Linked DNA regions of Homo sapiens: all the other regions are linked to region 3. The links are chromatin loops, found by intact Hi-C in ENCODE. Cell type or tissue: MCF 10A. All regions are shown on one strand.

Region 1 (8,000 bases), 370 kb after region 3:
TCCTGCAGCCCTTTGCTTCTTCCTTGGGTGGGGAATCTGAGCCCCAGACAGCATGAGGAAGCTGGTCAGGGTCCCCCCCAGCTGGTGTGAGGACCGAGTGGCCCCTGGGGTTCTGCAGGTAGCTTCAGGCCAGAACCCTTTCCCCATCCAGTGTTCAGTGGCCAGGAGATTATTTCCCAATTCCACCCTTAATCTTTTCCAGCTTGTCTTTGAAAAATTATACCGAGATATGGTTTTAAGTGCGTGCTGTTTAATTTTTTAATACTCTTATTGGCAATTGGATTTTTCAACATCTTGAGCTGTTACTATCTGAATATAGCGTGTTAATTTGAAAACTTTTCTGCAAGGTTTTAATTAGGAAATGTTCTTTCATTAGTTCAGTTTCTGGCTTGCTTTTGAAACTGCAGATGAGTGACAAGTGGAAGACAAATTAATAATTGTGGCAATGCAACAAAGCCCCCCTGTGAGGGCTGAGGACTAGTTCTGTCAATTAGAAAAGTGCTCACGTGGCTTTGCTGATGGCTCTAATTAAGACAACTCACAACTGGATTGCAGATCAATAGATACACTCTGTGATGATTTTAAGGAGGAATGACCTGTGTGAAAACCCACGTTTGGTCATGCTAACCATGACGAGGAAGGATGGCACAGTGGTTGGGAGCCTGGCCTGTCATGTTAGACCTGGTTCAGATCCTGCTGTTACTACGGAGTAGCTGTGGGACATTGGCTTGCGTTTCCTTGTCTGGAAAAGAGAGTTAGTGAGTTGATGAAGATGATGCTGACGAGCTTAGTGAGGACGTTTATTTGTGCTTGCTCTCCCTTCCTGCAGGTACTTCTGGGGCTGGTCTGGCTTGACTTCTCTGACCCAGGACGGGTCTTGCTTAGAGCAGACCTGCAGGTCAGTGGTGACATCAGGTGTGAATTTTTGGACTAGGAGTGTCAGTCGGGGTGCAGAGGCACCTGGTGAGGCAGGCTTTTCCATCCTTCTTCTCTAGTCCGTGTCCCTCCTTTGGGCAATGTGGAGTTGCCTTCAATCTGGGAAGGTCTCTGTTTCTTTGTGTAAGGTGAAGCTGTGGTGCTGAATGAAGCAGGTGTCACATTTGGGTTACATTTTTAAGGTTCTCTAATCGGTCAAAGTGCTGTGTAAGTTTCCAGGGGCACCGTAGAACAAAGCAGGCTTAATGGATTAATGGACATGATTGAGTGAGCTGATGGGTTGGTGATTTCATAGGTGTCTGGCTTTAAGCCCTGCCTTGCCTTTGCAGTTCCACAGCCATTCAGGCTGGTCATCTCTTCCTAGGGCCTCTGGAGTTGGCCTACCTTGGAGAGATCTCCAATGTGCCATTCCTCCTGCAGCCGACTCTCCTTATCCCTACTTCCTCAGTGCTGAGCCAGAGGAGAGTACCTTTTATCACTTCTGTATCATTTATTTATTTCGGGAAGGGAGTGTAGTGGCTGCCAGGAGAGGGAGGCACACATATAAATTGTGGACAAAGCCTAGAAACCTAGGCATTGCCCCTGCTCATAGGAAGTCATATGCATGGAACATACGCACTGGAGTGCTAGTTAGACAGCTGGGATGATAGAGCAGGGGATCCAGGCTGATACATCAGGGGAACTTGCAGAGAGAATAGGGGATCCAGGATGATAGAGCAGGATAAGGACAGCTGTGGATGGAGCAGGACGACTGGATAATGGAGCATGGAGCCAGGATGATGGAACAAGCAGCCAGGATGATGGACAGGGAGCTGGGATGATGGAGCCGGGAGCTGGGATGATGGAGCAGAGCAGCTGGGATGATGGAGCAGGGCAGCTGGGATGAAACAGCAGGGAGCTGGAATGATAGAGCACGGCAGTTGGGATGATGGAGGAGGGAAGCTGGGATGATGGAGCAGGGAAGCCGGGATGATGGAGCAGGGAAGCCGGGATGATGGAGCAGGGAGCCAGGATGATGGAGCAGGGAGCCTAGATGATGGAGCTGGCAGCTGGGATGACAGAGTGGGGAGCAGGATGATGGAGCAGGGAGCCAGGATGATGGAGCGGGGGGGCCAGGATGATGGAGCGGGGAGCTGGGATGATGGAGCAGGCAGCCAGGATGATGGAGTGGGGAGCCCAGATGTTGGAGCAGGCAGCCAGGATGATGGAGTGGGGAGCGAGGATGATGGAGCAGGGGAGCCGGGATGAGGGAGCAGGCAGCTGGGATGACGGAGCAGGGAGTGGGATGATGGAGCAGGGAGCGGGATGATGGAGCGGGGAGCCAAGATGATGGAGCAGGGAGCTGGGATGTTGGAGCAGACAGTTGGGATGATGGAGCAGGGGGCTGGGATGATGGAGCTGGGGGGCCCAATGATGGAACAAGAAGCCAGACTGATAGAACAGAGGAAATGATCTGAGAAACAACTTTGAAAGGTCACCTGCAGCCCCCTGATGCTTGCATTATGTTAAAATGTTTGAAAATTTAGAATCCTCATTTTAAGGCATTGATCTTTCCTTCAGAAAGCTGTCCTTGCTGTTAAACGGTGTCCGGAGAGTAAGGAGATGGTCAGCACTGAGCATTTAGTTTCTTCAGAGGAATGACAGTGGGGGTTACTCTGTTTTTACTTGGAGTATCTGGATTGTTCAGGACCAAGTAAAACTCTGTAAGAAAGGGTTGGAAATCCTGGTGGGCCTCTGTTAGCCCTTCCAATAGAAGGGGGCCGGAGGGGGCCCACTGTCTGTGTCCTTGGACCTGCATGCAAGCTGAAGGAAATGGTGCCTGCTGCACATGGAGGAGCTGGAGCCGTGGACAGGCCTGAGCTCATCTCCATCAGCACCCGGATGTTGGCGTACATGCCTGTGAAGGTGAGGGTCTGCACTTCCAGCAGCCCTCCCCCTTTGTATGTCACTTTGGACACCCGAGATTTCCCTGATTTGCCTGGAGCCTCTGTGTAATTTTTAATTTGATCCCCTGCGTCCCAGTGGACTGTGAGTGTCTTGAGGCCAGCACAGGCTTGGCCCCTCCCACAGCAGGGAGACAGTGGGGAGCCAGGCTAACATGGGCCCAGGGATGTATATTCTGGAAGGAGGGCAGGCTGGGGGACGGTCACGCCAATATCAGAGTGTGAAGTGGGGCTCCATGAGAGGTGAGTCCTCATCAGGAAGGGCCGAGGAGGGGACCTGTGGGCGAGGCCTGTTGACCAGAATGATCCAGTGTGGCAGAAGGCTGTCTGGGCTTGGAGAAGATCCTGTGCAGAGATCCTGGGGCCAGAATGAACTTGGCATGTCTGGGCAACCAAAGGAGGAGGGCAAGCTGGTGAATGGGACGTGAGGTCAGAGAGACAGCCGGGGGATGGTGAGCATTTAGGATCTGATTTTGTCTGCCCTGGCACTTCCTGTGTCTGGCTCAGCACCGAGACGTTGCTAGGTGAGGGAGATGAGGCTGAGACTGGTGGGCTCGGGGGAGAATGGCTGAGAGCCAGGGTTGTGGAGGGTCTGCCACATGGGGGACCATGCCTCACAGGTTCAAGGCATCCCTGGCCCCTGGCTCCCTCCTACTCTCCTTCAGCTGTTTGCCTGCTGGGTGACTCAGCTATGGGCTACCAAGTCATTTTGCCCTTTTCTGCTGGGATCTGCGTGCTGAGTCTCTGACTGGTAACATGCTGTGGTTTGGCAGCATGCTTGGGAGTTGACATCATTTCTGGGTGCAAGTCTGGCTTTTTCTCCCTGGTGCAGGGTGAACATGGGATTAGGGGAGACAAGAATGTCTGCTTTTTCGTCCAGACATGCTGCCTTGCTCTTGCAGCTGAACAGACCCCAGCTGTATTTGTAAGTTAAGCCCTTAAATCCTGTGCCCTAAAGGTGGAGGTGCCATTTCATCTCCGAGAAGTGGAGAAAGATTGTGCAGTGATGCTGAGGTACAGGAGAGAGCTGATGAGGAATAGAATGATCAGTTGTTTGTAAGCAATCTCCTCTCTTCTGGCTCTCTTTAGCAAAAGTTTTTATTATTAACTCTCCTTTCACCACTGCGGATGGCAGACATACCTGACGGCAAAACTGAAGCATACCCTGACAGTGACCCTGTGGGGCAGACACACCTGAATGTGTGTTTGGAGTTTTGAGCTAAGGAATCCGGGAGTGGCCAACCTGGAGATTCATTCCTTGTTTATGAGGAACATCTGAGCCCCTATCCTGTCCCGTGGAACACTGGGCATACAGATGAGCGAGGCCCTTTGTTTTGGGTTAAATGAAGGTTGCCCCGTGGAGGCTGTTAGAGGATGCTAGGTGGAAACTCTATTTATAAACCACAGGCTTCAAGCAGTTGCAGTTTTCCTGCCCAGTCCACTGCCACTGGGCCATCCCTGTGTACAGGTTTCCCACTCGTAAGCCCCTGTGTCTCATTTGCTGGCTCTGGGTCTCCTTCAGCTTCTTGGACCTGGTGCCGTCCCTGTAGGAGTTCATTAGGGGTCTGGCATGATCCAGTTCATCACTGGAAAATGGTTCTGAATGTAGGCGGTAATGTTTGTGATTGTCTAGGTTGAAGTCCGGGGCAGTCTACCTGTTTAGGCAAGATGCAGGATTAGGCATCTGAGGTTCTCTTATTCATTGCATTTTGGATCTTCTGGAGCTCCTCCTGGCTGGTTATTTTAATGCTCTATACCTTAGCCAACCACTTACAGAACTGTTTTGATAGGCCACTGACTTCTGGTGTAGACGTTGGGGGTGAAGGATGTTTGACAGATGGGACGGAGATGGATTTATGTTTGTGAAATGTTGGGGAAACCCGAGGCAATACCTGGAGCCCAGAAGAGTGGGCTCACCGTATGTCCACAGCTCTATCAGTGCCCCTAAGGTGATTGGAAACTGCTTGCTGACCTGCCTGGTTAAGGAACGAACTCGGGTTCCACCAGAAACGTGCTGAGAGATTTCCGTCCACCTTCATGGAATTCACAGAACAAATGACAAGATTTTAATCCAGGTCTTGGTATTCCTAGGGTGCCAGAGGTGAAACTGAGAAAATTTTGCTCTCAATTATTTGGCGAGTTTGTAGGTAGAGAATAATACGAGCTCCTGGAGGGCTGGAATCTGGAGGCATTTCAGCAAGGGTTTAGAAAGGGTGGGTGATGGTGACTAGGGATACAGCACGTTGCTCAGCTCTGGGCTGAGAGGTGGTTAGTTCAGCCTGACGACCCAGCAGAGCACCTCCTGGTCATTCTGCCGGCCCTTTATCTGGTGAGGTAGGGCAAGGAGGGAGTTGGAGTGAGGAAAAATGCCTAAGTCAAGGGAATAGAGGGAGGGCAAGATAAGAGATGGCCCTTGTGCGAGAACTGTCTGCATTGCTCACTCTTTGGAGATTGATGCTTTCTCCATTTTACAGTTTTTAGGGGGATGTTCTTACTGGCAAAGGAGGAAAACAGCTGTAAAGTGAGCAGTTTTTTTTTCCCCCGTGTGTTAAGGGAATTTATTTTCCTTTTCATTCTTTGTTCCTCCTTGGCTCACCCCTGCTCAGGACATAACTTTTGCAGAAATGAGGATTTTGCTGCAGCCTGAATCTCCTGGGTTGGATCTCTTAGAGCAATTAATAACTTGTTATTCATGTGTTCGGGGCACAGCCCTTTGTACTCAGTGGTGCGTCCGTCATGCTGTTTGTGCTATTGGGGACCACTAAGAGTGCTCTAGAAAGTTGGTGTGGGCAGTGCTGAGCTTTGGAGTCATGGAGTGGCTCAGGTGTCAGCCCTGCCACTTACCTGTGTGCCCTTAGACAAGTACCTTTCTATGTCTCTGTTACTCCTCTACGAGATGGAGTTTATCACAGGGTTTACTGCATGAAGCTGTCACAAGGGTTCAACAAGATGTTGCCTGGTGAGCACTTAACCCACACCAGGCACGTAGGGAGAAAGAGCTCAGTAGAGTGTGTGTGGGAGGGGTCTTCTTCCATCCCAGGGAGGGAGGTATTTCACCTGGGAAGGTCCTGGCTGGGAGCTGTCTTCTACCCCTTCTTTATGCAGCGGGCTCTAAGCCAGCATCTGGCACCGCCCTTTCCAAACCAGTGCACACTCTCCCCATAGGGAAGGGGCCTGGCCTGCTGGGGCATGCTTAGTTTCTGTATTTTAAGAGCTCCCTCATCTGATGACCGGTACTAATTACCGAATTTCACAAATGAAATATGTGCAGGGTGAAGGAATATGCCTGTTGATTGCACTCGAATTACTGCAGTAAAATTAAATTTCAAGGACTGCAGGAGCCTAAGATCCTTCTGCTGTCCTCCACTTCCCCCATCTTAATTGGTTTTCCTTGCCATCTGTCTTTCTTGCCTTTACTCCCCCATAACTGCCAGCCCGCACTGTTAACCAGCGGTTTTCAATCTGGCTGTACGTTAGGAACACCTGGGGAAAACTTTGAGCTGTAGATGCCTATCACCCACCCTAGACTGATTCAGTCAGAATGTCTGGCTGTGGGGCCCAAGTGTGTTTTAGAAAAAGCTCCCCATGTGTGAATGACTCTCACGCAGTCAGGTCTGGGGACAGCTGGTTAGGAAGGCGTCGCTGAGAGTCTCCATCTTTTGGGAGTAACTGCTGATGGTCATGGAGCCCTTGAATATCTGTTTGGACTTTTTGAGGGCTCTGAGCTTGAGCTTGGTCTTCTCTTTTGGAATACTTGGGTGTTTGCTTTAATATTCAGAGTTAAATATTGATGGGCATATAATGAAATGCCTACTGGATTACTGGACGATGCTTTTAGCTATGAGTACTTACTCTGGAAGCTCTGAGAATAATAAAAACGATGAACAGCAGATATTAAGTGACAGTTTAGAACAGAAGAAAAATACAAGTTTTCTTACAGGCTCTTGGCTAAATGAATATGGGGGTGGACTGGGGTATTCAGTAGTTGAGCAATCCTGGATTCTATTTTTCCATATTTGCATCTCCCCCCGCCCCCAATGTTTTTGCTTTATTTAACAATTTTTGGGGTAAAAACCATGTAACATAAAGTTTACTGTCTTAACCATTTTTAAGTGTACAGTTTTGTAGTGTTAAGTGTAGTCCTGTTGTGAAACTTTGTCATCTTGCAGATCTGGAACTCTGTATCCATTAAACAGTAACTCCCATTCTCACCAGCCCCTGGCACCCACCATTCTGCTTTCTGCCTCTGTGCACTTGACACCTCTAGGTGCTTCATGTAAGTGGAATCTTGTAATATTTGTCCTTTTCTGATTGGCTTGTTTTCACTAGCATGATGTCTTCAAGATTCATCTCTGTTGTTCTGTGTGACAGGGTTTTTTTTTTAATTCATTTTTATTGAGGTGAAATTCATGTAACATAAAATTAGCCATTGTAAAGTATACAGTTCAGTGACATTTACTACAGTTGTACAGCTACCACTTCTGTCTAGTTTTTTTTTTTTTTTCTTTGAGACAGAGTCTTGCTCTGTCACCCAGGCTGGAGTGCAGTGGCGCTATCTCGGCTCAGTGCAAGCTCCGCTACCCAGGTTCACCCCATTCTCCTGCCTCAGCCTCCCAAGTGGCTGGGACTATAGGGGCCTGCCACCATGCCTGGCTAATTTTTCATAGTTTTAGTACAGACGGGGTTTCATTGTGTTGGCCAGGCTGGTCTTGATCTCCTGACCTCATGATCCACCTGCCTCAGCCTTCCAAAGTGCTGGGATTACAGGTGTGAGCCACCGCGCCCGGCCACTTCTGTCTAGTTTTAAAACATTTTCATCCAAATGGAAACCCTATGCCCATTAAGCAGTTGTTCCCCATTTCCTCATCTCCCCAGTCCCTGGCAACCACTAGTGTACTTTCTGCGTCTGTGGATTTATCCATTCTAGATATTTCGTATAAATTGACTCAAGCACTGTGTGTCCTTTAGTGTCTGAGTTCTTCCACTTGCCATAGTTTTTGAGGTTCATTCAGGTAGTGGCATGTATCAACTTTCCCCCCCGACAGTTTTTATTATGGTAAAATACATATAACAAAACTGACCATTTTAACCATTTCTTTCTTTCTTTTTTTTTTTTTTTGA
Region 2 (8,000 bases), 130 kb after region 3:
AAAAAAAAAAAGGGAGAGGTTTCTGGCTCTGCGTGCATGTGTGTATGCGTGTGCGAGCATGTGCGTGTGTGTGTAATTCGAAGTTGGCAACTGGCCTTTCTGTCTGCTGAATGCTGAATGAAATTCCCATGAGGCCCTACTCTCTTTTTGAGATTTCCTCTAATTTCTAGGGTGCAGGCTGGTGCAGAGTCTTACATCTTTCTGATCTCCTTTGCTTCTGCGATTCCATCTTCCTCAAGGGCTGCCTCAACCACTGCTTATGATATGGATTCAGCCCCTTCTTTTATTTCCACAACATGGAAGTCACTTACACCAGGCTTTCCTGAGCTCAGCAAACTTCATTGAGGATTGCGGGGGTGTGGGGGGAGGGGGCATGAAGAAGTCACATAATGAAGTGCACAGCTTTGTGCCATTCCACTCGTCCCCCTCTCTGTTTTCCCTTCCCTCTCCCTCGCCCCTCTGGAAACAATGAATTCCTTTCCCTGGGATATTTACAGGATCTTCCCCCATTGGCTCTCAGATGTGGGGGTAATTTGGGACTCTCTCAACTTTTAACTATGGCAAGTATTTATCTAAGCATCTTTCCAACCAAAGTCAGGTATCTTCTGAAGAGCAATTCTGGTGCCAGCTATTATGTTAATAAAGTTTTATATATAGACATATACGTATAGGTATAGAGAGAGTACACATAAGAAAGAAGAGAATTACATACATGAAAATGTTAACACTCAGTGAGTATCTCTGGGTGGTCAGGATTATAGATGATTGTTATTTTCTTCTTTTTACTTTTCTACGATAAACATATTTTATAAAATGTGCACAATGCACATATATTAAATTTTAATAAGAAAAACATTATTAAAATAGTTTGTGAGCCATCCCTGACAAAGGCAAGGGCACAAGGAGCACGGAGGAGAAGGTCTGAGTCGGCCAGGGAGCGGGAGGGAACACCAGAATAGGGGACTTGGGGAGGAAACAATGAAACAAAGAAATGGGAAAGGAACCAGATCATCACTTGAAGGTAACATAATTTGGCTCCATTGTGTTCCTGCTTTAGGAGGTTGACTAACAATTACCATGATAATTATAACAATTTCAGGTTCCTCTTCTGCACACTGTACTTTCATTATCCTCCAAGGCATTGTGCTTGTTCCTAACATCCTGCTACTACAAAAGAAGAAGTCTAATACGTGCATCCTTAATTTTAGCGAGAGCCCATGCTTGGCTCCGATACAATACCATTTTCAAGTTGCCTGCATATGTTAAAATGAGAATTTTATTGTCCCATCCCACCACAACCCATTCAATCCCGCAGTAGTTTTTAGAAAGACCAATCATTTGGGACCAGAAAGAGCAATGCGTCTTCCCAAGGATACGATGCACCCACCTTCCTTCTGTCCGGTACCTCACCACACCCCGTCTTACTCTGGGGCTTTTCTTTTCCTTGCAACTGAGAACTACAGTTCTCTCAATTTTTATTCAACTTGGGGGTTGTCACCAGTGTTGGCATGACTCCAGCATTGGGATTTAGAAAGGGCAGGGAGCTGTTGAAGGGGAAGGGGCTGGTAATCGGGTTTGGGGATGGTAGAGGACAGGAACAGGCTCAGCAGCATCTCTCCAGCCCCACAACCCCACAAGAATTAAAGGGCGGTGAGCAGGGTGGCATGCAGTCATGATGGAGGGCAGCTGTTGGAGGGGATCACTGAAGCCCCTAGTGGCTGTGTACATAGTTATTTTACTTTTGACTCTCTCAAGTCTTCCCGTTTAACACAAACAGAGGCAATTATGACAAAGTCAAAAAATAACAGATGCTGGTGAGGAAACAGAAAAGAGAATGCTTGTACACTACTGGTGGGAAGGTAAATCAGTACAACCCCTATGGAAAATAGTATGGAGATGTTTCAAAGAACTAAAAATAGAACTACCATTTAATCCAGGAATCCCACTACTGGGTATCTGCCCAAAGGGAAAGAAATCATTATATCAAAAAGATACCTGCACTCATATGTTTATTGCAGCATTAATCACAATAGCAAAAATATGGAATCAACCTAAGTGTCCATCAATGGATGACTGGATAAAGAAAATGTGATGAGTGTGTGTGTGTGTGTGTGTGTGTGTGTGTGTCTGCGTGTGTCATGGAATAGTACTCAGCCACAAAAAAGAATAACATATCTTTTGCAGCAACATAAATCGAACTGGAGGCCATCATCTTAAGTGAAATAACTCAGAAACAGAGTCAAATACTGCATGTTCTCACTTGTAAGTGGGAGCTAAATGTGTATCCAAATGTGTACATGTGGAAATAGAGTATGGAATAATAGACATTGGAGACTCGGAAGGGTGGGAGGGTGGTGGAGGTGAGGGATGAAAAAGGACCTAATGAGTACAGTGTACACTGTTGGGCGAGGGTTACAGTGAAAGCCCAGACTTCACCACTACACAATATATCTATGTAACAAAGCTGCACTTGTACCCCCAAATCTATTTTCTAAATATTAATTAGAAAACACAATAAATCCTTCCCTCTTTAGCATTCTGACTCTTCCCATATCCCTCTTTCCTTATTACATTTCTTATATAATTCCTGGCTGGGTGTGGTGGTTTATGCTTTGGGAGCCAAGGTGGGCAGCACTTTGGGAGGCCAAGGTGGGCAGATCACTTGAGCTCAGGAGTTTGAGACCAGCCTGGGTAACATGGTGAAACCCAGTCTCTACTAAAAAAAAAATATATATATATATACATACATAAATTAGCCGGGCATGGTGGCACATGCCTGTAACCCCAGCTACTCGGGAGGCTGAGGCAGGAGAATCGCTTGAGCCTGGGAGGCGGAGGTTTCAGTGAGCCGAGATTGTGCCACTGCACTCCAGCCTGGGCCACAGAGTGAGACTGTGTCTCAAAAAAAAAAAAAAAGAAAAGAAAAGAAAAGAAAGAAATTCTTATACAATTCCTTATTAAATTATTTCCTTGTTAACTTTCTTAAAAGGGAGATCCACACTTACTGACTCATTCCTTGCCTCCGGTTCACTCCTCAAACAAGTCCTGTCTGGATTTGGCACCCACGGCTTTATGCACTGATGAAATTAGTTTCGCTGAAGGCAGGGCTAATGTCCTGTTTTCTAGCCCTCATCCTGTTTCAACTCCTTGCAGTAGCTGATATCACTTTCACTTCTTCCCTCACACGTTCTTCTTTCGCAGATTTCCCCACTTCTTGATTAGTGGCTCTGCTGCCAACCTCCAGTTGTCTGAGCTATAATCCTTGGCAATCTCCTCAACTCCTTCTTTGCCAATATTAGACATATCTATAGAATCCATCCTCTTTTTTTTTTCTATTCCTAGTGCTACTTTCTTAGTTTAACTTGGCACATTCTTCATCTGAATTGTCTACCCTCTGGTCAAACCACTATTTTTAGCTGTGTATTATTATTATTGATTTCTAAGGTAGTTGCATTGTGATCAGAAACCATGGTTTGGATAATGCTTTGAAATTTGTTCTTTGTGTTTTATTGTTCTAGTATGTGATTAATTTTTATGAATGTTCCATATATACATGGAAAAGCATTTGTATTCTTGAGTTGTTGGGTGCTATGTTTCATATGTCTCCAACAGATCAAGCTTGTTCAAATGTTCTATAGCCTTATTGGTTTTCTGTCTACTGAGAGAGGTATGTTAAAGAATCTCACTGTGATAGTGTATTTGTCAACCTCTCTTTGTAGTTTTGTCCATTTTTACTCTATGCTCTTTTCTTTCCCTTAGATCCAGGGACAGACTGGATAATCTATGTATTCTGAAGTTATGTTATAAAGGGCATAGAAGTTTGGAATTATTATTATTATTATTATTTTTGAGATGGAGTCTCACTCTGTCACCCAGGCTGGAGTGCAATGGCACGATCTCAGCTCACTGCAGTCTCCGCCTCTCAGGTTCAAGTGATTCTCCTGCCTCAAGCCTCCCGAGTAGCTGGGATTACAGGTACCCGCCATGTTGCCTGGCTAATTTCTGAATTTTAGTAGAGATGGGGTTTCACCATTTCAGCCAGGCTGGTCTTGAACTCCTGACCTCAAGTGATCCGCCCACCTTGGCCTCCCACAGTGCTGGGATTACAGGTGTGAGCCACCATGCCCAGCCCGGAATTATTAAATCTTCTTGTGATCTTTATTTTTTTATCTCTTTATTGCTGATAATGCTTTTCTCCTTAAAGTCTGATATAAATGTCATGATGTCAGCTTTCTTTTGGTTAATATTACCTGGTATATCTTTCAGTGTTACTTCGTTTTCACCCTTTCTGGGGTTAAGAGGTGGTGTAATACAAAGGCTAAATGTATGGGCTCTAGGAGGGGCCTTCCTGGGTTCAAATCACACTCTCATTAGTTATTTAATCTCAGGCAAATTATTTCACTTCCTTATGATTAACTTTTATTATTATTATTATTTTTTGAGACAGGGTCTCACTCTGTTGCCCAGGCTGCAGTGTAGCTGCATGGTCACGGCTCTCTGCAGCCTCAACTTCCCAAGCTCAGGCGATTCTGCCAACTCAGCCTCCCAAGTAGCTGGGACTATAGGCACATGCCACCACGCCTGGCCAATTTTTGTATTTTTTTGGAGAGATGGGGTTTTGCCATGTAGCCTAGGCTGGTCTTGAACTTCTAGGCTCAAGCAATCAGCCTGCCGTGGCCTCCCACAGTGTCCTTATGATTTACTTTTCTTATCAAAACAGTCTCTGTCTCACTGGGCTATTGGGAAGATTAAATAGATAAATACGGCGTAGTCAGAACAGAACAGTGCTTGGCACATGGTGAGGACCACGTAAGTGTTTACTCATTGTGATTAGATACAGCTCTTATAGATAGTGTATTGCTGGACTTAGGAAAACAAGAATGATAATCTTTGCTTATTAGTTTAAGAGTTTGGCCCATTTACACTTGTTTCAATTATTGATATAATTTTATTCATTTATATAAGAAAAATAAAAAAACCATAATTTTAAAATAATTTTATTTATTCATATGATTTTATTTTGTACTCCTGTCCTATCTTGTCTCTCCATTCCCCCTGCCCTCATCCTTTCTTGTCTTTTATTGGACTGATTGAATTATTCTTCTCTCATTTCACTTTTTCCTCCCTCTAAAAGTTTGAAAATTATGCATTTTAGTTCTGTTATTTTGGTGGTTACCCTAGATATTTTAATATCTATATTTAACTTGACAGAGTCCTCTAGAACAGTAAAAGGACCATAAAACACTGTACTGTTAGTCATATCCCTCCAGGATTATGCTGCTTTTGTCTAGAATTTCGTTTCCAGCTTGAGCTTTTTCTTAATCCTACAAATTGAGTATCATTGCTATTGTTTGATACAGTCAGTAATTACTTAATTTTCACATGGCTGCCATTTCTTTGTTCACCATCTTTTTTTTGCACCTCCGACCTTTTGGTGGGAGGGATCATTTTCCCTATTCCTAAATGCTGTCTTATTAAAGAAGTTCCTTTCATGAGAATCAGTTGGTAACAGATTCTAACAGTTTTGGTTTATCAGTATATGTTTTTACTTTGCCTTTGTCCTTGGAAGAGTGGCAGGAGTTTCAGTGCTTCCTGAACATTCACATGCTCTTCCCCTCCCCTGCAACATCTTCCCTTGCAGCTGGGTGGAGCCCTGTGAGTCACTCTGGCTGATGGACTGGGAGCCGGAGCCACAGGTGTCATTTCTGGACTGAGGCACAGTGAGCATCTCCAGCATGACCCTTTAGCTCTTCTCCTTCTCTGGTGATTCTGCAGGCCATGTGTTGAGATGGTGGAGCCTCAAGATGTAGGCAGCCTGGATTGATGAGTCACTCACTGTATGGTACACAATGTCCTGGAGAGTCACTTGATTAATAGGAGATTTTGGACAAACATAAAATAAATCTTTGTGTAAAAAGTCGGTGATATCTTGGCTCAGTTGTTATTAGCCTATGCAGTCTCGTAAAACCAGAACTTTCCCTTAGGATATTGAAAATATTGTTGTATTGTTTTCTGGATACCATTACTGCTGTTGATTTTATGAAATTGTCATTCTTTTTGTTGATAATCTGCTTTTCTTTCCATCGACTTTTAGTGCTTTTAGTGTCTTTGGTGTGGAGGGAAGGCATGGCAGGAGGCAAATCTCCAAATTTTTCTTGGCCAACCCAGCTCTCTCCCCTCTTGCCTGCAATTCTCAGAGAGAAGGTACTGAGAATGCAACACCCTGAGATAAGCAGGAACCATCTGAAACAGGCTGGGATTTATCCATCCAGGACATCTTCCTAGAACAGGATATCCTGCAAAGCTTGGGCTCAGCAAACCATGTTGCCCCTGGGGTATAAAAACCAAAACACAGCCCTTTCAGGGTCTCTCGGCTGGGATGCGAAGTGAGGCACGTGTAGACAAGACTCCATCTGCCCTGGGCAGCTTTCCTGAACCCGAGGGACTGGTTTGCCATGGATCCTCGGCTTCTGTTTATCTTTGCTGCTCACCTGTGAGTTGTAAATCTGCTTTGCCTGACTTGTGTGACAGTTCCATCTCACCAGACTCACTGGGACAGCCGGGCTAGTGCAAAACCTCCTGCTAGACCTGGAAGCCTGCCATATCTAGGAACCTTAGCAGAAAATGCAAGGACTTTTGAGTGTTCCTCTAGGATTAGCAACAGGTACACAGTGTTCCCCTCACAGGGATTGATACTGATGTATGTTATTCTGCTTCACAGGCACTGTTTAGAGTTTTGCAGACTGAGTGTTCATTTCTTATTGTTTATTGTTCTTGAGATTCCTTGGTGTTGCTGAATCTAAGGATTGGTGTCTTTCATCAATTCTAGAAATTTGTTGGTCATTATTTCTACAAAGTGTGGCTTTTCTCTGCTGTTTCTATTATGTTCTTCTGATGTTCTAAAAACATATATTTTGGGTCTTCTTTCTTGGTGATTTATTTCCGTTGATACCTCTTTTTCATGTTCTCTGTTTGTCTCATTTTGTGTGCTATTTCTTAATATTTACTTTCCAGTTCACCAATTTTCTCTTTGAATCTGATACGTTATTTAAGTCATTCATTGAGTTTCTAATATCAATTATATTTTCCCTTTTTAGAAGTTTTGCTTGGTACTTTTAGGATCTACCTAGTGATTTTATAGTCTTTTGTTCTTCACTTAGATATTTTTCTGAAATTCCCTGGTATTTCTTTAAATGTAATAATAGATTTTTTTTTTTCTGTATCTGATGATTGCCATACCTGTTGTTTTTGCAGTACTTATTTTGTGGTTTGTAGCTTCTGCTGACTTTCTCATGGTGACTTACTTCCTCATATATTTAGTGACTTTTGACTGGGAGCTCAAGTCCCTTGTACTTCTTAGAGTTGTGTTTTGCAGAGAGAATTGGGAATTGACACTTTCCTTTGCCAAGATCTGGGGAAGCGCCAACTTGGGATTACTTTATGTAGATATTTGTCTTGGAAGTTTTGAGGCCATTCATAGAGTGGGAATTCAGACTCCAGATCTGAATGAGTGTGGGTGAGTGGCTAGGAATTTTCAGAAGGTATGTGATTGATTGATTGATTGAGGGATTGCTATTTCAGAACCAAGGCAAAAACAGGCAGTTATTCCCTCTGCCTCCCTCTGCAGGATGGGCTGTGCCCTAGTTCACCCATGGGGATGTGTTACCTTACAGGAATGATGACTTTCTCGAAGGGTTTCTGACGTGATCTCCCACCCTGACCAGACACCTGGCTACTTCTAAACCCGTATCACCCCATCATCTTCTGAACCTGATCTCAGCCCCCAGGGATCAGCATGGAGTCTCAGAAAAAAACCTCATTTCTGATGCTCTCAGGATTGTGCTTGTTGCTATCATCTTAGTCAGGCGTTCAAAAGAATGTTTGAGATGTCTCCCCCAGCAGCTTTAGGTGTTTGTACTGAAAGGCACTATCAGAAATGAAAATTTTCAAATACAGCCTATGTGGCAGGCTCTGTTCTAGGCATTGGAAATCCAGTAAAC
Region 3 (8,000 bases):
TGAAAGAATTTCTCAACAGTAGGCCTTTGCTACAAGAATTATAATTCTTTATGAAGTTTTTCAGACAGAAGGAAACCAGATATAACCTGGATCTACACAAAGAAATGAAAAATGCCATATATAATTAGTATGTAGGTAAATGAGATGTTTTTTTCTTATTTTTACTTTTCTTAAAAGATAAATTTACTATTTAAAGCAAAATATAGTCACGCATTGCTTTGCAATGTGGATATGTTCTGAGAAATGCATCATTAGGCAAATTCATCATTGTGTGAACATCACAGGGTGTACTTACACAAACCTCAATGGTAAAGCCTACTACATACATAGGCTGTATGGTATAGCCTATGTTCTAGGCTACAAACCTCTACAGAGTGATACTGTACTCAATACTGTTGGTAATTATAACACAATGGTAAGTACTTGTGTATCTAAACATAGCTAAACATAGAACAGATACAGTAAAAATAAAGTATAAAAGATAATAAATGGTACATGTGTATAGGGCACTTACCCTATATGGAGCTTGTAGGGCTGGAAGTTGCTCTGGGTGAGACAATGAGTAAGTGGTGAATGAATGTGAAGGCTGAGGACATTACTGTACACTACTGTAGACTTTACAGACACTATATACTCAGGGTACATTAAGTTTATATAAATATTTTTTTCTTCAATAATAAATTAACCCTAGCTTCCTGTAATCTTTTTACTTTATAGGCTTTAAAAAATTTTAAACTTTTTGGCTCTTTTGTAATAGCATTTAGTTTAAAACACAATCATATAGCTGTACAAAAATATTCTTTCTTTATATCCTTATTTTATAAGCATTTTTCTATTTTTAAAGATTTTTAGACACATTTTAAATGTTTTTGTTAAAAACAGACACAAACACACATATTAGCCCAGGCCTACACCAGGTCAGGATTGTCACTGTCTTCCACCTCCACATCTTGTCTCACTGGAAAGTCTTCAAGGCAAAAACACGCATGGAGCCGTCATCTCCTATGATAACAATGCCTTCTTCTGATACCTCCCAAAGGACCTGGCCAAGGCTATCTTACCATTAACTTTTTTTTAATAATGTAAGCAAAAGGAATACACTCTAAAATAACAATAAAAAGTATAGTATAGTAAATACATAAACCAGCAACATAGTCATTTATTATCACTATCAAGTATTACATATTGTGTGTAATTGTATGTGCTATACTTTTATATAACCGACAACACAGTTCATTTGTTTATACCAGCATCACCAAAACATGTAAATAATGTATTGTGCTACAATGTTACTAAGTGATAGGAATTTTTCAGCTCAATTATAGTCTTATGGGATCACTGTTTTGTATGGGGTCCATCACTGACCAAAACATTGTTATGTAATGTATGACTGTAGTAACAATCTATTATGGGGTTTATAACATATATAAAAGTAAAAATCTATTAAAACAATAGCATAAAGATAGAAAGTATACTTTGGAACTATGGTGTTACAGGTTTCTTTTCTTTTTTTTTTTAGATGGCGTCTTGCTCTGTCGCCCAGGCTGAAGCGCAGTGGCGCGATCTTGCCTCACTGCAACCTCCGTCTCCCAGGTTCAAGCGATTCTTGTGCCTCAGCCTCCCAAGTAGCTGGGATTACAGGCACGTGCCACCTTGTTGGCTAATTTTTGAATTTTTAGTAGAGATGGGGTTTCACCATGTTGGCCAGGCTGGTCTCAAACTCCTGACCTCAGGTGATCCGCCTGCCTCGGCCTCCCAAAGTGCTGGGATTACAGGTGTGAGCCACTGCACCCGGCCTACAGGTTTCTTAATTGTACTTGAAGGAGTATAATATTGTTTTTTTCATTTTTGTCATTTTTAGAGACATGTTCTCAGCTATGTTTCCCAGGCTTGGAGTGCAGTGGCTATTGACAGGTGTGATCATTGTACACTAATGCCTTGAACTCCTGGGCTCAAGAGATCTTCCCACCTCAGCCTCTGAAGTAGCTGGAACTACAGCTTGCCTGGCTAAAAATTCATATGTTAAGTCTTAGAACAACACTTAAAAATAAAGAAAACAGAGAAATAGCTAATAAGCCAATATTAGAGATAAAATGGAATCCTAAAAATATAATCAGTTATCCAAAGAAGGCAGGTGAAGTGAAATAGCAACAAAGAAAATATGAAGATAAATAAAATACAAATAGCAACATGGTAGACTCAATTCCAACCATATTTGTAATTATAATAAAGAATCTAAACACTACTATCAAAAGTCAGATATTGCCAGAGTAGATATAAAAATCGAGACCCAATTATATGAAGTCTACAGACACGCTCATTAAATATGAAAACACAGGTGGATTAGAAGTGAAAGAATGAGAAAAAATATACTATGCAAACACTACCCATTAAAAAAAGCTGATGTGGCTATATTAATATCAGGAAACTAGATCTCAGAACAGGAAATATTACCAGAAATAAAGAGGAATATTTTATATTGATAAAGGGGTCAGGAAGACATCATAATTTGAAATATGTAAGCACCTAAAAACAAAGCCTCAGAAAAAATCAAAACTGAAGGAACTGAAAGGAGAAATAGACAAATGCATAATTACAGTTGAAGATTCTGTTACTCTTCTCTCAGTACTTGATAGAACAAATAGACAGAAAATCAGTCATGGAGATATATGAGACCTAAACAATACATGATATTGGATGTTTAGTAGGACTGTTGTCCTGTAATTAGCACTGGGGGCTACAGATAAAAATAACAGGCTTTAAGTACCCTATATTCTGGAGAAAGCTGCCAAACATTGGGGCCAGCACCTCCCTAGTAGAAGACCATCAAATTAGCCCTGCTCCTCCCTACCGTCATGCCAACAACTACCTGCCTTACTGCCAACCCATATGAGGAAACAACTGGGAGAATGAAAGTTGGAAGTCTTCGGGCCTTGGGAAGTGTCCAAAGCTCATAGCAACAAGCCTTTGAGGTTGGAGACCAGAAAGACTTGTTTTCTGGTCATGACCCTGCTGACCCAAACAGGATCTGGTCCAGACAGGACAAAGTAAAAAAACCATCAGGAACCGCCAGGTGGCGACAAAAGTGATCCCTAGCTGCCCTCATTGCTCATTAGCATGAGACACTCCCACCAGCACCATGATCATTTATAAATGCTATGGCAACGACCTGGAAGTTACCATTCCTTTCCTAGAAAGTTCTAAATAACCCACCCCTCAATTTGCATTAACCTGTCCCTTAATTTGCATATAATTGAAATTGAGTATCAACACAGTTGCTAAGAACCCATGCATTGCTGACTCTGGGCTGCCTATGAGGTAGTGCTGCTCTACAAGGAACAGTACCGTTCAGTAAAGGATTGCTGTCTAACACCACTGGCTCGCCCTTGACTTCCTCCCTGGGTGAAGCCAAGAACCCTTCCGGCCCAAGCCCCAGTTTGGAGGCTTGCCTGTCCTGCGTCAGTTTCCCAAAACATAAACTTTGGAAGGGGCCCATAAGAAAATTCCTTGTAGAGCTTGAGGGCACCTGCCTAAAGCTAAGACTACTACCTCTCTCTAGGCAGGATCCTTGCTGGGTTACTATAAACCAGCAGTCCCATAATGATACTGTCAGCAGGAGAGACAGCAATTGGAGAATGGTTGGAAAAGATTGGTCTGTAGTTCTTGGAGTTGTGCAGCACTTGTGAATTTACAAAAAGGCACTTTATTTTCTGGAAATTTCTGGAAGTAAAAAGCTTATAGGAGCAGCTAAAGGTGGAGGGGGAAGCAAGGCCTTGGGTAGTGGTTATTAGTATCCCCTCCCAGCTCTGGAGGCAACTCACAGAGTTCGGAGGGGATCACATATTTCCTGTGGCCCCACATACAAGTAGCCAGAAGATGGAGGAGACAGAGGCCGCAGGGAGGCCTGGGGGCAAGAGAGGCCACTCTCAACGCAGGATCCTGAACTCTGCCTCTTTTCTTCTTCTGGTCTTGAACACCACAGGAATTAGGCCTTGAGAATAAGTGAGATTCAAGAGAATAATAATCCTCAAATCAGACCCCCGCTCCCCGCTACACCTTCCTTCCACGATGCTGCAGTGAGCGGCCGGTGAGAGCAGCCCACATCCTCCTTCCTAACAGGCCCCTGAGCTCTGCGGAGCTGTGGAGGAGGGATGAGCTCAGGTTGAAATCCGACCTGAGCCTGGAATTTGAATAATTCGAAGTGACTGGAAACCCACAGCTCTGCCAAAAATGTTGCTAAGGTAAAGAAAGAGGGGAATTAACAGAGCACAGTGATTGGAAAAACATTACACTATTTCGAGCTAATATCCCACTGAGCTGAGAATGCTTAACAAAACCAGACTGAGTATTACTACGTATCCAAACTGTGCACATATTTGTCATGGCTGTCACCATATTGGTATGTATTACATTATATTTATATGCAATAGGGTGCTTAATAATGCACCTATTGTTGAGCATTTAGGTTATTTCCAATATATTCTTTTTTAGAAACAAGCTTGCTATAATTGGTATAAATTGCTCTATTTTTCTTCTTAGCTATTTCCTTAGTTATATGCCTCAGCTCTCAACTAAAATGGCATTTACTAATGGAAAGTCTTTGCTCCCCTGCTAAAGTCTGGGTTAGACTTCTCTCCTATACCACCCTTTGGCTCACCGCTTCAGTGCCTGTCACTCTATTGTGATATCCCATCCGGACAGCAAATGTGTATAAGTTGGTTTTCCTTCCGTTGTAGGTGACAGTGTGCTGTTCATACTGGCTTATACACAAAACGGGCCGTATTGGCTCACACACTGAAAGTCCAAGGGTGGAGCTGACTACAGGCCTTTCAGTCCTGAGACTCAGAGGACACCATCTGGCCATTTCTCTAATGTCTTTGCCCTGCTGTCTTTGCCCTGCCTTTCTCCAGGGGTTATTTCATTTTTAGGCTGACACAGCCCAGGGAATGGAGATGCCTACAGCAGCGCCAAGCCTCATACCTTTATACAATACGGCAGAAGAAAATGTATCTTTGCCACAAGCCCGAGCAAACATCTTTATTCATCTCATTAGCTCCACATGAGTTATGTGCCGTCTCTGAACCAATCATAGTGGCCAGGGGGTGAAATACAATAACTGACTTAAAATAGGTGTAGCTGGATGAGTGGACCATCCATTCACAGGGTGGAAAATGAGGAAGGGGTGTTTCTTTTTTTCTTTTCTTTTCTTTCTTTTTTTTTTTTTTTTTTGAGATGGTCTCCCTCTGTCTCCCAGGCTGGAGTGCAGTGGCGCCATCTCCGCTCACTGCAAGCCCCGCCTCCCAGTTTCACGCCATTCTCCTGCCTCAGCCTCCTGAGTAGCTGGGACTACAGGCGCCCGCCACCATGCCCGGCTAATTTGGTTTTTGTATTTTTAGTAGAGACGGGGTTTCACCGTGTTAGCCAGGATGGTCTCCATCTCCTGACCTCGTGACCTGCCCGCCTCGGCCTCCCAAAGTGCTGGGATTACAGGTGGGGTGTTTCTTAAAGAAGGTTTCGAGTACATTTAACACAAAGAGGAAGCATGTGTCACCGGTAGAGGGTCGTGACTGCAAGTTGTCCAGGTTCTTGGCGTTTTGAACAAAGAATTGGACAAAATGTTCTTCAAAGAAAGAAAGAATGAAGCAACAAAAGAACGAAAGCAGGGATTTATCGAAAACGAAAGTACAATCCACAGTGTGGCAGCACACCCGAGCAGCTGGGCAAGGGCCCAGATACAGAATCTTCTTGGGTCCAAATGCCCCCTAGAAGTTTCCCATTGGCCATTTCATGCTCACCTCATGTAAATGAAGTGGTAGCTCACAATCAGTCTGATTGGTTGCAGAAAGCAGCCAACCAGAGGCTGGAGTGAAGTTACAAAGGTCACACTGCTGTGCAAACATCTGCTCGGTTACAAAAGGCAACCAATGAGAGGCTAGGATGAAGTTACAAAGTTATGCTTCTATGGAAACAAAGACTTGGCCTGCAACCAGTCTGATAGGTTGTGGAAAGCCAATTTCCCATCTGCTGTGCAGAAAAGGTAGGGGGTTTGTAAAGGGAGTAGTAGCCTCTGGTCTTTTTGTCACTTAGGCGTGGAAAGTTAGGGTTTTCCTTTCAATTTAGTTCTAGGAAGTTGGCGTGAAACAGCCTTAGGTTCCCTGTCTCCAGACCCTATTCTCCTGCCTCACCTGGATTGTGAGCCCGGAAAATATATATTCACTACATCAATAAATGTGTTTCTTTCCCTCCGTAGGATTGTAAGCTCTCAGGGCGGGGATTATATGGACTTCACCACTGTATTCACAGTACTCACAACAGTGCCCAGTGCATAGAAGGAAAATGCTTAGTGACTATTCATTGAATGAATAAATTCCCCAAAGTGGAATAACCAGGTTGGAAGAGCTAAACATTTTTTAAGACCTTATTACCTGTTGCCAAATTGTTCTCTAGAAAAGAAAGTACCAATTTATAGTAGAATTGTGGTTAAAAAAACACAACAGTATAATAGTAATATGTGCTAGGATAGCTATTTATACAAAATATTGCCAACAAGGAATTTTATTGTTTTAATTAATTTTTGGTAGTACAATATGTTTTTAAAGTAGATTTTTATTTTTATTTTATTTATTTATTTATTTATTTTTATAAAGATGGAATCTTACTATGTTGCCCAGGCTGGTCTCCAACTCCTGGGCTCAAGCCTCCCAAAGTAGCATGATACAGGTGTGAGCCGCTGTGTCTGCCCTTAGCAGATTTTTAAAGCTGCTATCTTCTACAAGCATTTTTCTGTTAACAAAGTTGATCATCTGCCCAGTGCTGATATTAATTATAAATTTGCCTATATGTTTTTATTTTTATTTTTTTTGAGACAGGGTCTTGCTTTGCCATCCAGGCTGGATTGTGGTGGTGTGATCTTGGCTCAAGTTATCCTCCTTCCTCAGCCTCCTGAGTAGCTGGGACTACAGGTGTGTGCCTCTAAGCTCAGCTAATTTTTTTAAAAAATAAATTGAGATGGGGTCTGACTATGTTGCCTGGGCTGATCTTGAACTCCCGGGCTCAAGTGATCCTCCCACCTTGGCCTCCCAAAGGGCTGGGATTACAGATGTGAGCCACCGTGCCTGGCCTACTTTTTTAGTTTCTTGTAGGGACTGGACCTCATTATATTGCTGAGGCTGATCTTGAACTCCTGAGCTCAAGTGATCCTCCTGCCTCGGTCTCCCAAAGTGCTGGGATTACAAGAGCAAGCCACCACGCCCACCCTGCCTACCTATTTTTTTAAAGACATTCAGTAATATTTTATGAATTTTTTTCTCTAAATTACATCTTCCAGTACATTTCCACAGTGATTGGTCTCTTAGGACTTTTTTTTTTTTTTCCTTTGTTGAGCCAGGATCTCACTCTGTCACCTAGGCTGGAGTGCAGTGGCACAATCATGGCTCAGTGCAGCCTTAACCTCCTGGGCTCAAGTGATCCTCCCACTTCAGCCTTCATGAGCAGCTGGAACTATAGGCATGAGCCACCATGCTGGCCTAATTTTTAAAAAGTTTTTTTGTAGAGATGGGGGTCTCACTATGTTGCCCAGTATTTCTGAGGATTTTAAAAACTGTGATAAAATATATAACATAAAACATAGCATCTTAACTATTTGAACTGTGCAGTTCAGTAGTGTTAAGTACATTCACGTTGTTGTGCAACCAATCTCCAGAACACTTTCATCTTGCCCAACTGAAATTTTATAGCCATTAAACAATAACTCCTAACTTTTTCCTCCTCCTCCTGTCCCCTGTCAACCATCATTCTACTTTTTGTCTATTGCTTGAATAATCTGGGTACCTCATATAAGTGGAATCATAAAGTATTCATCCTTTTGTGATTGGCTTATTGTGACTTAGCATAATGTTCTCAAGGTTCAACCAGGTTGAAGCATGTGTCAGAATTTCATTCCTTTGTAGGGCTAAATAATATTTCATTGTATGGATATACCACATTTTGATTTTCCATTC

What was found. A loop is a pair of places that touch in the nucleus more often than their neighbours do. Peaks named below come from ENCODE experiments on the same cell type or tissue, not always from the same donor. Only the 100,000 strongest peaks of a DNase experiment are listed, where the experiment ranks them.
Region 1: a loop joins it to region 3, with 10 times the contacts of the local background. A loop is called at or near these places in 2 of 110 quality-filtered maps.
Region 2: it touches region 3 in a loop (2.4-fold over the local background); 5 of 110 quality-filtered maps call a loop at or near these places.

The regions. Positions count from the first base shown.
Region 1 is chr1:230,081,169-230,089,168 of GRCh38, forward strand. All of the region lies in intron 1 of GALNT2 (polypeptide N-acetylgalactosaminyltransferase 2), which reads left to right. Among named protein-coding and RNA genes, the nearest start is that of GALNT2, 18 kb to the left of the region's middle. RefSeq lists an enhancer at 3,095-3,636. In MCF 10A, a CTCF peak has its summit at 6,124; DNase peaks (open chromatin) are centred at 3,273, 3,613 and 6,043.
Region 2 is chr1:229,838,310-229,846,309 of GRCh38, forward strand. All of the region lies in intron 3 of LOC105373162 (a long non-coding RNA gene), which reads right to left. Among named protein-coding and RNA genes, the nearest start is that of LINC01682, 44 kb to the right of the region's middle. In MCF 10A, no CTCF peak of the experiment used is centred here; DNase peaks (open chromatin) are centred at 3,072 and 5,682.
Region 3 is chr1:229,712,101-229,720,100 of GRCh38, forward strand. No RefSeq gene overlaps it. Among named protein-coding and RNA genes, the nearest start is that of URB2, 90 kb to the left of the region's middle. In MCF 10A, a CTCF peak has its summit at 3,081 (motif pointing right); a DNase peak (open chromatin) is centred at 3,071.